Linked DNA regions of Mus musculus: region 2 is linked to region 1. Evidence: chromatin contacts called from ENCODE POLR2A ChIA-PET data. All regions are on one chromosome and are shown on one strand. The core of a region is the stretch at or near the end of the contact, and the rest is flanking DNA. Distances in the headings are between cores, read along the strand shown.

The links. ChIA-PET counts read pairs that join two places held with the same protein, here RNA polymerase II (POLR2A).
Region 2: POLR2A ChIA-PET joins it to region 1 with 56 read pairs in embryonic stem cell. The contact joins the promoter of Ccdc84 here to the promoter of Hyou1 in region 1. POLR2A ChIA-PET finds 5 or more read pairs at or near these places in 4 of 5 experiments (Patski and embryonic stem cell).

The regions. Positions count from the first base shown.
Region 1 is chr9:44,378,156-44,380,852 of GRCm38, reverse strand. Hyou1 (hypoxia up-regulated 1) reads right to left here and starts at 1,363. Exons shown (of 26, transcript NM_021395.4): 1 at 1,258-1,363; 2 at 243-340; 3 at 1-37. The coding sequence starts at 333.
Region 2 is chr9:44,416,766-44,419,462 of GRCm38, reverse strand. Ccdc84 (coiled-coil domain containing 84) reads left to right here and starts at 1,394. Exons shown (of 11, transcript NM_201372.4): 1 at 1,394-1,594; 2 at 1,667-1,830; 3 at 2,254-2,352. The coding sequence starts at 1,475.

The DNA.
Region 1 (2,697 bases), core at 114-2,613:
TCACTGCCCAGGTCTACAGACATCACAGCCAATGTGTCTGAAGGGAAGACAGAATGTAGGTTTCTCTGTCAGTTCTCTGCTTCCCACACCCTCCTGCCTTCCTAAGGCAAATCAATGGAAGCAGCCTGCTTTCCATGGCAAAGACAAAGAAAAAGGCTAGATCCAGCAACCCCAAACTCGAGTAGGCACCTTGTGCCCTCTTATCCTTCCATTCTTCTTTAACACCTTAGCCAGGTACATACCGCTCAGTGCCAACAGGTCTGCCAAGAGGACAGCCACCAAGGCCCAACAGAGTAGCCTCCTTGGCCTCTGCCTTCTTACTGTGGCTGCCATTGTGACCCTAATGGGAAAGGAAAAACACTTGTAACTGGATGCTGAATGAAGAAGGAAACAGAACCACATCCCAGAACAGACAAGCTCAAAGATTCTTATCTGTTGCACTTTGGCAAAAAAGCACAGCAGCTCGACCTCTTCTCTTCCTTCCTGAGGAGTTTCAATCATTTTAAACATCCTCCCAAGTGTCTCACATTCGGGCCGAAGCAAAAGGGCCCTCCACCACTTACTTAGACAAATAAGAGTTGACCTTTTTTCGGTCTACGTACAGGTAAGCAATCGGCACACCACAGCACTGTACCTGTCAGACACCTGGAGCTTGGCCAGGACCCTCGAAATCGGCTCAAATACCTCACACCTGGGGTTCCCGGGTGGCCGGGAAAGCCAGGTTGAGCTTGGGCAGGAACTGGAAGGTGATGACGTTGGGGATGGCTGGCACAGAAGGGTTTGTCCCCTTCTCTGAATTCCCTGAGCATTGTCCAGCCCACCCTCCTTGCCCATCCCACTCCTGGGCCACGCTGCCTACGCAGACGTTGTGCAGGCTAAGGTTACAAGCCGGGTGGATGTTCACCTAAACCTCACCTGACGAAGGTGGAAGATCCCACTCCCAGAAATGGATTCAGGCCCACCCTGAGCGCGAGGGGGCAGCTCAGCGCCTGAACTTCAGGACCGAAGGGACCGGTGTCCGTGCGGCCCTCGCTCCGGCTACCGGCCCGCCCCCGAAGCTAGCACGCTGCCTCCCCTAGGAGCCGCGGCCCGACGGCTGCTCCATCCTCACCCCCGCTCCCTCTGGCCTTCAGCTCCTGTGTCCTTCGCTCCGGGATCAAGGCGGCGAGGACGTACCCACACGGCCAGCAGCACGACCCCAACCCCGGGCCCTTCACAACTCCCCTTCGTTTGCAAACTGTTACAGTGGCCACCAACCTCTCAGCGGCGTCTCGCGCACCAGCCGGCCCCGGACGCGGCGCACGCTCATTGGCGCCCCTGCCGCTCGGCCCTGCGCCGCGCACTTAGCACCGCCCACGAGACCCGGCGCGAGACCCCATTGGTCCACGTAGAAGACCCGCCCCTCTGCGGCCCCGCCCCTCGAGGACGCAGCTGGGCCTGAGTACCGGTTGGGACGAAACTGCCAGAGCTGGCTGCGGATTGGGCCACGTCACGGTTCGCGGCCGGGTTACTCCTCGCGGGACTTCTGCCAGCATCGGTGCCGGACGCTTCGATGCGGAACCCTAGCGGAACCCCGCGTGGGAGCAGGTGCTCTCGTGGATTGCGAAGTCCTTGGCCTTCTTCCGGTTACCTGGGGCATCCGCGCGACGGAATCATACTGAGCTGCATTCGCTGCGGCGACGCGGAAGAGGCGCATGCGTGTGCCCTGGACTTGGGCAAGATAACAGGGGACCACTCCAACTTTATGGGTTCATTGAAAAACCTAAGCCACAAGAATGATGTTCGCTGATGGGCCGGAGATAAACCGTGTTTGTGACGGATTGGCTTTAACTCTGAACCCCAATAGTACGAGAGACGATATTGCAAACTAAAAAATAAGACTTTAATTGGCTTGACCTTTGGTACCGTCATTGTTTCTTCTTAGGAATGGTTCAGGGCTGGGAAAATAGCTCAGAGATACAGCTCTTGTCTGGCGTAGTTAAGGCTCTGGATTCCATCAACAACACCGTTCAAAAATTAAGAAAAGAAATGAGTATTCGGGCTGGTGAAATGGCTCAGTGGGTAAGAGCACTGACTGCTCTTCCAAAGGTACGGAGTTCAATTCCCAGCAATCACATGGTGGGTGGCTCACAACCACCCATAATGAGATATGATGCCCTCCCTCTTCTAGTGTGTCTAAAGACAGTGTACTTACATATAATAATAAATAAATCTTTTTTTAAAAAATGAGTATTCATGTGATGTAAAGATTAGGAACGGACTGGTGGTGGTGGCCTTAATCTTAGCACTTGGGAGGCAGAGGCAAGCAGATCTCTACCTGCTTGAGGCCATCCTGGTCTACGGAGCAAGTTCCACAACAAACAACCAAGGCTACCCAGAGAAACTCTGTCTCAAAAACGAAACCAACCAAACACACACACTGCTACCCAGAGAAAAGATTTATAAATAAAAGTAAGTCCCCTGACACAACCTCCCACTCTTATCTGTAGCATGATATGTAACTTCCTGCTCATTATGATACACATATCTCTTTCTAGAAAAGTAACATTTTTCGAACAATAACAAAAAAAGCAATTATTTGCTATTTTTCAACTAAGAATTTTCTGTGTCAGTGGGATTTCCCTCGTTACTACTGTACAACATTGTGTACAACAGTGCATAATGTGGGCTTTATCTGCCAGTGATAGATGTGTAAGT
Region 2 (2,697 bases), core at 145-2,644, 39 kb before region 1:
AGCACCTGCTGTTGCGAAGATCCAAGTTCAGTCGTCGGGAGCCTAGGGATCCTACAAAGTACCGCCTCACACAAGAGATGCATTGGGAAAGATACAAGAAAAAGATCGTCTCTACCCAGGCAAAAAGCAGCAAGGAACCACATACGAGGCAAGCATAATATAGAATGGGATTGGCGGGGCACTTTCCAGGGTAGTTTTTGATTGGTGGGATTTTATGGTCTGATCTTGGGCAAACTCCTGGATTGGTGGAATTTTGTGACCTGCTCTAGGAGCAAGCTCAGTGATTGGTGGAATTCTGTGGCATGTTTTTAGGGTAAACTCAGTGATTGGTGGAATTCTATAGTCTGATTTTTTTGGGACAAACTCAGGGATTGGTAGGATTTTGAAGCCTAATACAGGATTTTTTTTTCCTTCCTGCCGGGTGGGGCTTGACTACCTGTATATGCAGGCGCTGGAAACCTGGCCACTCAAGGAACTTAATTGTAAAGATGCTGGGTTTTGTTTCACACAAGCCAAGTTCAGGTGGGAAATGAGCATTTGGTAGAGGAGACTGGCAGGAAAATACTATCAAGTAAGCTTAATTGCAGAGACCTTGGGAGCAGACTGCTTTGAGCAACTTTGGAACAAATGGGGAAAAACATATTGGGTCTGACCTGGGCGGCGTATGACATTATTCTTGTAATGGCGATAGAGCATGATTCACTGTAACCATTCAAGTTTTCAGAATTAGATTTCCCAGCCAATGCTCGGAGAAATGACTTACAGAGAATATTCTTGTGCAGAACACCTTTGAAAATTAAGAATATCACAGTCTGCCGGGCAGTGGTGGCACACGCCTTTAACCCCAGCACTTGGGAGGCAGAGCCAGGCGGATTTCTGATTTCGAGGCCAGACTGGTCTACAAAGTGAGCTCCAGGACCCTTCCTCGAAAAACCAAAAAAAAAAAAAGAATATCACAGTGACTTAGACCCCTGCAGGTCTCAGGGAAGCTGGAGGGGCTGCTTAATACACCTCTCTAGCTTTCCTCAGAGGTCCTCATTTCTTCAGGAGTAGATTTTTTTTTTCCCATGTGTAAAATGCCAATAATCTCACACCACAAAGCATCGACGTGAGGATTCGGTGAGGTCATTAGCACAAAGCACGGGGTCACAGTGTGCGCCCTGAAATTACCAGTTCTGCGTTGTTACGCTAAACTGGGTCTTTGTCAACGCCTGAAAGTGTGCGATCTGAGGTCCTAACTGGCGTGCATTCTTTCTCGTTCTTTCACAAGCTGCCGGGTTTTCTGCGGGTGCGTGGGAGGTGGGGGCCCGGAGTGAATATTCCGCGCAGCCGCAGAACGGATTGCAATAGCGCCTACTGCCTCTAGGGGAACCGGGAGCTCCTAGGTCGCCCCGCCCCGTCCGGCCCGGAAGGGTCAGGGGTCAGTGGGTGGTGACGAGCCGCCGCTGTGTGGGTGTTCCCGGGTCCTGGGTCTATGGCGCCACCGCAGCGATGTCCTCTGTGTCGGCAAACTTTCTTCTGTGGTCGCGGTCACGTCTACAGCCACAAGCACCAGCGGCAGTTGAAGGGGGCTCTGGAGCGGCTTCTACCGCAGGTGCGGACCCGGGGCTGGGGAGGCCAGGAATGTGGGCTGGTTTCAGGGTCCTAGCTGGCTTCTGTCCTGCAGGTGGAGGCCGCCCGCCGGGCCGTCCGCGCCGCCCAGGTGGAGCGCTATGTCCCCGAGCACGATCGGTGCTGTTGGTGCCCGTGCTGTGGCTGCGAAGTGCGAAAACACCTGAGCCATGGCAACCTGACAGTGCTACACGGGGGTCTGCTGGAACATCTGGCCAGGTGACAACTGGAAAACACCCACCTCCCCCGTACAGACAGAGAGTTGTACACACGTGTGGCATGGGAAGTTGAAATTGGGGAGAAGGAAGGTCGACTTTGTGACTTAGTTGGGTTATGGACTGAACTACCTGGCCAACCGTGGAGTTTAGTGGATCTTAGCCCTTCCACGGTCCCAGTGGTGTGGGTGATCTTTCTAGAAAAGCCAGGTTGCTCTCCTCTCACCACCACCACACACTTTATTGGAAGAAAGGAGTCCCAAGATAGAGGTCTTGAAGAGGTTGGTATAAACAATCCTCTTCTCTCTGCCAAGCCCACAGAAGCAACCCAATGGCCAATCTGCATTACTTACCTAGTGCTCTGACATTCGGTACAGTTTTACTCTCTTAATGACTAGCTACGATTACTCTTTCTCTCCATTCTCAGCCCAGAGCACAAGAAAGCCACCAACAAATTCTGGTGGGAGAACAAGGCCAATGCCCAGATGAAAGAGAAGTTTCTGATCTCCCCCCAGGATTATGCACGGTGAGTTACGTGTTCGTGAGTTATCCAGGTCTTTGTCAGGCACAAGAGCTTCTTTTTTTTTTTTTTAAAGTGGTTTTTTTTATGCCATTCTTTTTTTTTTTTTTTTTTTTTTTTAGATTTATTTATTTATTTATTTATTATATGTAAGTACACTGTAGCTGTCTTCAGACACTCCAGAAGAGGGAGTCAGATCTCGTTACGGATGGTTGTGAGCCAACATGTGGTTGCTGGGATTTGAACTCCGGACCTTCGGAAGAGCAGTCGGGTGAGCCATCTCACCAGCCCCACGAGAGCTTCTTTAAATTGGGGAGTTCTGAGGGAGTGTGATGGTCCACATATGTAACC